Linked DNA regions of Homo sapiens: region 1 is linked to region 2. The links are chromatin contacts, found by Hi-C in ENCODE. All regions are on one chromosome and are shown on one strand. Each heading gives the region's core, a stretch centred on a gene start or an enhancer-like site at or near the end of the contact. The rest is flanking DNA. Distances are from core to core; before and after follow the strand shown. Region 1 has its middle 17 kb from the start of GPR55. Region 2 overlaps SP100 (SP100 nuclear antigen).

Region 1 (5,040 bases), core at 2,089-4,588, 500 kb after region 2:
ACCCCCAGTAGGCCCAAAGTGTCCTGCCAGGCACCAGAAAGAGCCAGTCCTCCCATCCCTGAGCTACGTGGCCCCCCTGGAGTCCTGCGATGCTGGGACCTGAAGGGTGGATGCAAATGGCTTGGGGCAGCTACAGCCTCCCAGGGGCAGGCGGGAGGCCCTTCAGCCTGCACCTGGACCAGAGCCCAGCAGCCAGATGGAGAAAGCGAGGAAGGGGGCTAACCGCTCATGGGGTCTCAGTGGGGGCGGCGCTTACACAGCCACCTCCCTCCTGGCACCCACCCTTGGCATTAAAATTCAGAGCTCAAGGCTGGGGTTTCCTGACAGGCTGCGTTCTCTTCATAATCATCTGCAGATTCAAGGCCATCAGTGGGAGGGGTCCAGGCTCCCCAGGCCCAAAACTGCTGTGAATTCTGAAGCAGCCCCCTGAAGATAGTGGAAGGTGTCTCCAGAGCATGAACTCGTCCTGCAGGAAGGCGCTTATCAAGACTGAGAAGTCTGCAGGGGCCGAAGACAGCGTCATTCTGGACCCTGACACACACCAGGCTGTGCTTAGGGAGGAGCCAGTCCACACTGTGCCTCCTTAGAGTGGGCAGCACCCTGTGCCCTGTTTGTGAGCTCTCAGGGGTCACTGGGCCAGGATTCACAGCACCTGCCTCCCTGGGGGCCCATGCTGCTGCTGGGTGGCCGCCTCGCCCCAGCTGGGCAGGTCGAAGAGTATGAAAGTGCTGCCTGCGTTTCTGGCCAGTCCAGGCTTTCCTTGCCTGCCCTGGGTGGGAAACGGGAGTATCCCTGGCTGCACCGGGGCCTGCAGGGAGGAATTAAGAAGGGGTTGGAGACCAGGCATGGTGGCTCATGCCTGTAATCCCAACAATTTGGGAGGCCAAGGCGGGTGGATTGCCTGAGCTCAGGAGTTCTAGACCAGCCTGGGCAATACGGTGAAACCCCATCTCTATTAAAATACAAAAAATTAGCCGGACGTGGCGGTGTGCACTTGTAGTCCCAGCTACTCAGGAGTCTGAGGCAGGAGAATTGCTTGAACCCAGGAGGCGGAGGTTGCAGTGAGCCAAGATGGCACCACTGCACTCCAGCCCGGGCGACAGAGCAAGACTCCATCTCCAGAAAAAAAAAAGAAAAGAAGGGGTTGGAGGGCCTGATGCCTGGGTGCCTCCAGGCTCAGAGAGAACCCTCTAGATGCTCTGTCCAGCACCCCACAGGAGCCCACGGCCACTCCCAGGGAGGCTGCAGGAGTGCGGTCCTGACCTGGCTGGCTGCTGGTGGCCAGCGCAGCTGCCCTCTGAGTGCCCAGAGTCCACAGTGAGCAGGGCCCTTTGCTGGAAGAAAGACAAGCACCAGAAGTCCCCCAGACTGAGCATAGCATTTGAACCTGAACCCAGGGTGGTATCCTGGGGGGCCTGCCCCCGCTCCCAGACCCAGGACGCTCAACCTGGGCTCTCCCATGGCCACATGTGTTTCTGCCTCCTCTGCCATGGTGAGCTGTGTGCCCACCACTTCCCACACTCGGTCTCCTGGCCTTCCCTCCCTGGGACCACCACCTACCACCTCGTGACTTTCCTATTTGCGATGCCGTCACCAAGCAGAGCTGGACTGTGGCTGGAGGAAGCTCAGGGACAAATGAGGTCCCAGTCTCATCTCTGGCTCTGGGTCACATCCGCAGTGACTCCCTGTCCTTCAGGTCTCAGGTTGAACGTCACTCCCCCAGGGAGGCCTTCCCTGATCTCCAGCTCAACTCGGGGTCCCCTTTATCAGCTCATGTCATGCCTTCATCTTCCTCCAAAAGTTGTGCTTTTTAAATATCTTAAACATTAAAATATTTCAAGTATTTGTTTGATATCTATTTGCATCTTACATTGTAAGATCTAAGGGATCCTGTCTGCTCTCTTTAAGAAATATTTGATGAGTTATTGACTGATCATTGAGAGATGGCCCTTTGTTCTCCAGCCCAGGGGTCCTGGACATTCTGGGATCCAGAGTGCAGGGGAGCCTGATGCCCGGGGTAGTGGCCCCCTCTGAGCTACCCTCCCTGTGATGGGGGCTATACTGGGCCTTTTCTTTTCTGAGCAATTTCAGAAAACATTTTGAGATTAAAGTGAATGTGACACAGACCAGAAGGGGCAGGAAGGACACTGTCAGAACCAACAGAACAGCAAGAATACGTTCAGAGGGGCCACCCCCACACTCACACTCCAGGGCTGGGCAGACCCCTGAGAATGCCAGAAGATCACAGAAAGGGGGCCCAGGACAGAGGCAAGGGCCTGCCTCCTTCTTCTGCCTCCTTCTCCTGCCTCAGCCGGGCCTCCTGGCCCTGCCTCCCTCAGGGAGTGTCCCCAGCAGAGCAGCTGAGAGAGAGAATTACTTAGTCCTCAGGGGCAGGAGTCCCAGACCAACCCCACAAGGGACCCAGCCACTGCCCTCCAGCCTCCATTCCCCACTCAGGCCCCCAGGACGTTTTGCAGGAAGGGCCAATGGAGGGCAGGTGGAAGAGGCAGGTGTGGGGGGAGAGCGGCAGGGGGCAGTAGAGCATCTGCCCTGGTGGCTGGAGGCCAGAGAAAGGCCAAAAGGGAGGTCAATGGCACAGGAGGAGTGAAGAGCAGAGAGGGAGGCCAAGCCAAAAGAGCAGAGGGAGGGTGGGCCATGGGGGAAGGGACTTCAGGGGGCTGCAGGGTGGCAGGGTCCAAAGGCCAGGGGCAGCCAGTGGGAGATGGGAGCTTGGCTGTTTGAGAAGGGCCCGATGGGGAGGGTGGGCACCAGACCCAGAAGAAGGAACCCCCCACTCTCCACCCCCACCCCCATCCACAAGAATGGGGTAAGGGGGAAGAGACACGGAAGGGGCAGGAGAAGGGGCAGGCTAGGGAGAGCTGGGTGAAAGCAGACCAATTTTTCCTTCATCATTGCCAATGAACAGAGTGAGAGCACGACCCTGGGGCTCTGAAGTCAGAGTTCCATCCTGCTTCTGTTCCCCTAGGATTTGTCCTTGTGACCTGAAGAGAAGAGAAGAGAAGAGAAGAGGAGAGAAGAGACGAGAAGAGGAGAGAGGAGGGAGAGAGAAAAGAGAGAGAGAGGAGAGAAAGAGAGAGAGAGGAGAGAAAGAGAGAGAGAGGAGAGAGAGAGCGCTCTCTGTAGCACAACTGTGCCCATTGTAGAGAGGTGGAAACTGAGGCCCCAGCAGAGGCCATCCCGGGCAGTGCTTGGACTAGAGCCAGGTCAAGGCCCATCTACATCCGGAGCCATCCCCTGTTAGCAGGACAGCATCCTGGCTGGCTCCCCGCCCCCAGACTGCCCGAGAGCTTGGCTGGCTATTGCCTTCCAGAGCAGCCCCTCCTTCCTGTGCACCTCCTCTCCTCTCCCACTAGCCAGCCCCTCCGTGGAGGGCCAAGAAGCCCAGCCAGCCCTGGGCATGGGTGCTAAGAGATGTCTGGGCTCAGGAATTTCCTGGCAGGAGCAGCAGTGCCCATGTTTGTCTCCGGGCATCCCCAGCTGGGGGGCCAAGCAAGAGAGGCAACAATGCCAGAGTAGGTCACGGAGCAAGAGCCTGGAGAGCTAAGAGCTATCCCCGTCCAGGGTCTGATGGAGTTTGGGTGTTGTCCCCTCTAAATCTCATGTTGAACTGTCATCCCCAGTGCTGGAGGCGGGGCCTGGTGGAGGGGGTTGGATCATGGGGGTGGATTTCCCATGAATGATCTTGCGCCCTCCCCTTGGTGCTGTCCTCTCAGCAGCGAGTTCCTTCTTGCGAGATCTGGCTGTTTGAAAGTGTGCGGCACCTCCCCACCCCTCCTCTGCTCCCACTCTGGCCATGTGAGATGCCGCTTCCTCTTCGCCTTCTGCCAAAATTGCAAGCAAGGTCTCATCAGAAGCAGGGCAGATGCCGGCACCACACTTCATATAAAGTCTACAGAACAGTGAGCCAATTAAACCTCTTTTCTTTATAAATTATCCAGCCTCAGGTATTTCTTTATAGCAACATAAGAATGGCCTAACACAGGGTCTGTCTTAGGAAGGGGCCCTCGGGCTGTCCCTCTTCTCCCTGGCCCTAGCCCAGGAGGAGGACCAGCAAGAGTAGTGAAGTGAGAAGCCTCTCCATGAAGATGCCTTCTGCCATTCATTACACACACAACAGCATCTTGGTCCCAGATGCCGGGTCCCAGAGAGGACCTCAAGGAGACTTCCCAGGAAATTACCCACCACTGGACATTGGACAGGGCAAAGCTGTGGTGTGGAAAGGGGCAAATCCACATCCCTCCAACGTGTGCCCACATGACTGTCCCGGGGGCTTCCATGAGCTTGATGACCCAGAAGCTATGGTCCTGCACACGTGAGTCTGTGACCTGACAGCTGTGCCTGCTTCACCAGTGTAGAGACTTGGATCCCCAGGCAAACCCCAGAAGTGTGGAAGGGAAGGGGAGAAAGCCTGTGGAGGGAGGTGGAGGAGCCGTGGTTTCCAGTAACCATCGCTGGTTAGTTCAGAGGGAAATGTCCACAACAGAGATGACTGTGACACCCGGCACAAGATTTAATTCTCAGAGTGAAAACGAGAATGCCGTGTCTCTGGGAGCCCCCGGAGAATGACTCAACAGTGACGTCCTACAGCATGATTTGCTTTAACTGAAGGTGAAGAGAATCTTTCAGGAGTGGAGAGAATATAACTGAATGCTTTGTCACAAATTTACTTTGATCTCATGTACCCCGTAAATACAGACACCTACTATGTACCAGAAAAATTAAAAATAAAAATAACAAATTCACATTCCGCTTGTTCATCCTGATTCTTCAGGCCTGGCCACGGTATCAAAGACAAGGAAGGCCCATTGCCTGCCCTCATGCTGGTTGTTCAGCCCTCCAAGAATCATTCTTGATGCCCTGCAAATACCAGGCGCTGCGCTAGGCCCTGCAGATGCGACAACGAACGTAGATGCTGTCCCAGCCACCCACACTCGCTGCCGGGGGAAGAACCAGGTAAGGTTCCCGCACATCGCCCTCCATGAAGCAGGAGCAGGAGCCTCACTGCGGGGCTGGGAGCTG
Region 2 (5,307 bases), core at 1,453-3,952:
AATTTTTTTTACTTGCCTGGAAAACTTTTTATTCCCACACAGTTTAATCTCAACCCAGTTCTCCAAATAAGAGATAGAGACATCACAAGAAAAATGGGCACATGCTCTGAAGATGGTGGATGCTATGGGAACTGGAATAAAAGTGTGAAAACATGTCTGCAAAACAGGGCAAATTAGATTTGGCTAAATCTGAGAGTGAGAAGCAGTATACAAGTTGACTTAGATCAATTGGAGGAAGATATTGAAAGGCCTGGAATTTAAAGTTAAGGAATTTGAAGTTTACTCGCTAGGCAATCAAGAAATACTGCAGGTTTATAAACAAGGAAAGAAGTGTAAGCAGTAGTTGTATATGGCTTATTGATTTGTGTCAATACTAACCTTATCTAAATTAATAATAAAATAATTTCTATAGCAAAAATTCAAGTCAGAAAAGGAATAAAAGGAAATCAAATACCTGGGCACAAATTTTGAGTCAATGTTATGTTTGTAAGCAGGATGGTCCAGGCTGCGGGGATGAAGGGAATGGTGCTACCTTTACTGCCCACATTCTCAGGGGCTCTGTTCCTCTCCATGGACTGCAGGGATCCCCCTTCCTAGCTCCAGTGCCCACAACTCACGTCTTAGTTTCTGGCGCTCCTTGTGCTTGGGTGACCTGCCCTGAGGCTCACTGTCACTGACCTGGGACAGCACCACCCACCGCCCCACCCAGCACAGCAAGCCCACCCACCATCAGGGAGATGCTGCTGACTCTCGGACCCTGAAGTCCACACAAGCTGCCCCTGTGTCCTCTGTTATGTTTATTTGAGAACTGTTCATCCTCCCTGACCCAATTAAGACAACATTCTCCTGTTTCTAGCCTCATCTTTAAAGATGTTGAGGTTTTTCTCATTTATTTTTTATTTATTTATGTTTTTTGAGACAGTTCCAATCTGTTGCCCAGGCTGGAGTGCAGTGGCATAATCTCAGCTCACTGCAGCCCCAGCCTCCTGGGCTCTAGTGATCCTCCCCCCTCAGCCTCTTGAGTAGCTGGGACCATAGGTGTGCAACACCACATCCAGCTAATTTTATTTTTCTTTTCAAAGATGAGGTCCAGCTATGTGGCCCAGGCTGGTCTCAAAATCCTGGGCTCAAGCAATCCTCCTGCATCGGCCTCCCAAAGTGCTGTGATTACAGGTGTGAGCCACTGCACGTGGCTGATTTTCTGTGATTACAGGTGTGAGCCACTGCACCTGGCTGATTATAAAAAAGTGGAATCTCTCTAGGACTTGAGACCTTCTCCCCAGGGAATTCCCCAGTTTCTTCCTTACACTTGATATATGCCTACCCTGCCATCTGACAATTTTGAGGGTAACACAGCTCACAATGTTTCCATTACTCCTTTATCCTTAAATCTTGAATGTCTCCTTTTTGTGTAGGACAATAAAGCCTTCACTGTTGGGGTCTTCTCTTCTCTGTCCCAGGGGATGACGGGAGAACTTTAGGTCATGTGGAACCCTCTGAGCTCTGAGTCACCCAAGGGCTGGAAATTCCTAAAAGCATGATTTCCAGACATTGTCCCTGGTCCCTGTAGATCTCTAATTGCTTCTTCTCTCTCCCACTCTTCAGTAATCCATGACAAATTGCCTCTCCAAGAAAGTGAAGAAGAAGAGAGGGAGGAGAGGTCTGGCCTCCAACTAAGTCTTGAACAAGGTAAAAATGACAGAATAAAAGCTTTTTTCTAAGAGAGGTTAGGGATCCAAGGTTCTGAGTGGAGATTGTGAATCAGGGAAGACATATGGAAGGACTATGGAGAAGTCAAGGAGAGAGTTATATGAGCTTCTAACCAGGTGCAGGGTCCTGGAGAAGTGGCCATGACAAGGCATAGTTGGCTCAATAACCATGAGGGAATCAGAACCAAGCGTGTCAGTAGGCCAGATTTACAGATGCCGACTACCTAGAAGTAATTGTAATTTAGAAAGGTCCCTGTAGGGGATCAGTGTGAAGTTGCAAAGGGTTAAGAACCACAGCCCGTGGCCCGTGGTCAACATCAAAGAGGAGACCCCTGGGGAAAGAAAGGCTCCTGTTTTACCTGTACTGTCATATTCACAACACTTCTGACACCAAACATGTCGGTGATCTCCCCACATCAGTCAGTTCTCCAATTCTCTGTAGATACCATCTGATATCTTATAATTTAATTGAATTCTGGCACTAATTGCCCAGACTTGGCACGGACTCCGCAGGTTAAGGGCTCATTCCCATAAGAATGCCCCCCACTTCAGATGCCAGTTGCAAGTCTCAGGTTGTGGCCTGTGCCTGTAAATTGGAGGTTCCCGCAAGCCCTTCATTGGCTTTCATACTTTCCTAGTAGATCACACAGATCTCATGGAAATGTTGACTTATATTTGACATTTATTATAAAGGATACAACTCAAGAAGAGCCAAGTGGAAGAAATGCATAGGGCAAAGCGTGGGGAAGGGCACAGAGCTTCTGCCCTCTCTGGGACACGACTCTCCTGGCACTTCCATGTGTTTGCCAACCCAGAAGATTTCTGAACCCAGTCACTTAGGGTTCTTTATGGACATTCCATTATACAGCCTGGATTGATTAAATCATTGGCACCTGATTATTAAGTTAACCTCCATCCCTCCTCTCCCCTCCCTGGAGGTCAAGAGGTGGAGCTGAAAGTTCCACCCCTCTAATCTCATGTTCAGCTCCCCTGGCAACCACACCCCAATCCTTAGGGGCTTTCCAAAAGTTACCTCATTAACATAAACCCAGGTGTGGTCGAAAAGGGGTTGTTATGAATAACAGAAAGTGCTCTTTTCACTTGTTATGACTTAAGATGTTTTAGGGTTTTAGGAGCTCTGGCCAGGAGCAGGGAATTAAGACTGAAATGTATATTTCTTATATCACGGGAGAAACTTGGTGATGGCAGAAGAGGGGACAAATTTAAATGTGAGGATGTTGTTCAAGAGCAGGAATATTCAAAGAGAAAGGCGGTCATGTAGAGAGACTCAGAAAGGAAGTGATGCACATGGGAAGAGGATGTAAGTACCTAGAGGACAAAGGAAGGGAAATGAAACCGTGAAAAGGGGTAAAAGACAACAAAAATAACCTTGTCATTAACAGCTCACTTTGATTGAACATCTACTCTGTGGCGGTTGGTTTAATGCTCATGACAGCCATTGGAGATTAATATTACTTATATGCCTATTTTGCAGATAAGGTAACTGAAATCCAGAGATACCACAAATGGAGTTTACATAGGGTCAGATGAATAAGGAAAAACCCAGATGTTCTACCCCAGAGCCTGCATTCCTAACCCTGTGCTATCCAGGCAATCTAAAAAAATAAAAACAGAAAAATGAAACAAAAATGAGGAAATATTTGCAGACAAAAAGATCCAGAAAAAAAGAATACCAAGAGCTGGAGGAAGTAGAGGCTACTCAGACACTGAGTCCTCATGGAAAAGCCAATGAGAAAGCATGAACAGATGTGGAGAGGGAGGGTGTTGTGTGAAAGGGGGTGGGCATGAGGCAACCAGGACTTCAAAGAAACTGAGCTAAGGGCCCTGGGCAGGGTAGCTCTGGGGACAAAGGCAGGATCACTCTGCCATCATCACTTACCAGAGTGTCTCACAGAGGACACGCAGCAGAGTTGTCTGGCCAAGGCCCCTGTCATCCAGGGGTGCAGCTGACCCAGTCCCCTACTCTCAAGGCTGGAGTCTGACTTCAGTAATTAGGTAGCATCTGCCAGCTCCAGGTGGCCTTTGCATTGAGACCTAGAAGGGGTCTTTAACTCCTACGTTACAGAGACCAAAAAGGGATTAGGGGAGAATGGCAAAATCCATACCTCGATTTCTGAAATAAACTTCTAATTTCTTCCTGCCAGGAACTGGTGAAAACTCTTTTCGAAGCCTGACTTGGCCACCTTCGGGTTCCCCATCTCATGCTGGTTTGTTCCTGTTTACTACTCTTTGAGCCTCTGCTATTCTTGCCCCTTTCTGGAATGTGCTGTGGGGTTGCCTCTTTGTGTTAATGATTGTCCAGAATTTTCAGGTTTTACATCTACAGTTTTTCCATTTCTGGGATTTAAATAACAAGTCCTTATCCTCTAGGTTGCCTAGGAGGGTTTCTTCCTCCCACACCCCTTAATCACACTTGCTGCTGGTTCCTGCTGCCGCTGAGCCTGGTCGTTTTACCCATGTGCCTGCTTCACCATTTTCTGCCTGCATCTGCTTGAATCTGGCTGTTGCCTTGGTGCCTTGACCTTACGTCCATCAGTGGCCCGTGCTGTAGTGGTTGGAGGGGAGTGACAGGCAGCAGAGGGCAAATAAAATACCTGTGAATCAAACCATGGTTTAGGTACAACCCCACCTGAAAATGGACTCTCAGAGCACCCCTGTGAAACAGAACAGATAAATGCAAAGAGAAAAGATACAACCAGTGACAAAGATGATTCGCTAGGAAGCCAACAAACAAATGAACAATGTGCTCAAAAGGCTGAGCCAACAGGTAAGACTGACTGGGTTGGCATGAATGGGGAGGAGCCAAGGGGCCCTGGCTGGTGGCAGAGGAAGAGTCTAATGCACAATACAAGGAGACACCTGTTTAACAAGCAGGGGAAAATCACATAGACACAGAGGGGGCCTGTTATACAGATGAGCCTGATACACTGACATACTGATGACAAAGACCTGGAGGAAGAAAGCTAGAAGCAAAAAACTGAGAGAGAAAGGGGAAGAGTTGCAGAGTCTCACCAAAGAAGAGAGACAAACAAAAGGCAAAAGGAGAAAGTAAGAGAGAGATTGGACAGGAATCAATGAAGCACGAACACCTTCACGCAGCAATATATGCAGACAGGGGTATAAGTAGAAACAGGAGAAGAAAGGAGAAGCAGGGTGAGGTCTAACCAAATGGAAACAGGACAGAGCAAGGCTCTACTGGATCTCAGCTGTGATCTCGTTTATCTCCAGAGTCCTGCGAACAAATTGCTGTCCAAGTGAATAATGGGGATGCTGGAAGGGAGATGCCCTGCCCGTTGCCCTGTGATGAAGAAAGTAATTATTGCTTACCTTGCCTATTTTCTTTCCTTTCTTATTCAGATGCTATACATTTGGTTGGTTGGTTGGTTGGTTGTTGTTTTACCATCGTAACCACTTTTTAAAATTACCAGATTAAAAGCTGGATGTATTTATCATTACATGTTGTTTTGAAATATGTACACATTGTGAAAAGGCTAATTAGAGCTAATTAGCATAAATATTACCTCACGTACTTATCATTTTTGTGGTGATAACACAAAACCTATTCTCTCAGTAATTT

The links. Hi-C counts contacts between places; a loop is a spot of excess contacts on that map. Pooled maps may share reads with other maps.
Region 1: a loop to region 2 is called in a pooled map, with 2.8 times the contacts of the local background. The contact joins two enhancer-like sites. A Hi-C loop is called at or near these places in 3 of 37 single-sample maps with no recorded cell type and 3 of 50 pooled maps.

What each region holds. Positions count from the first base shown.
Region 1 is chr2:230,939,998-230,945,037 of GRCh38, forward strand. It overlaps a transcript of GPR55 not described here. Among named protein-coding and RNA genes, the nearest start is that of GPR55, 17 kb to the left of the region's middle. RefSeq lists enhancers at 1-2, 3-542, 2,392-2,441, 3,372-3,581, 3,892-4,111. Within about 2 kb of position 3,339, at least 2 of the 41 ENCODE cell types and tissues checked have a DNase peak (open chromatin) inside an H3K27ac peak, as active enhancers do.
Region 2 is chr2:230,445,214-230,450,520 of GRCh38, forward strand. SP100 (SP100 nuclear antigen) reads left to right here. Exons shown (of 29, transcript NM_001080391.2): 5 at 1,606-1,689; 6 at 3,875-3,937; 7 at 4,348-4,497; 8 at 4,959-5,042. The region is part of intron 3 of LOC101928816 (a long non-coding RNA gene); the gene reads right to left. Among named protein-coding and RNA genes, the nearest start is that of SP100, 32 kb to the left of the region's middle. RefSeq lists an enhancer at 2,727-2,996. Within about 2 kb of position 2,703, at least 7 of the 41 ENCODE cell types and tissues checked have a DNase peak (open chromatin) inside an H3K27ac peak, as active enhancers do.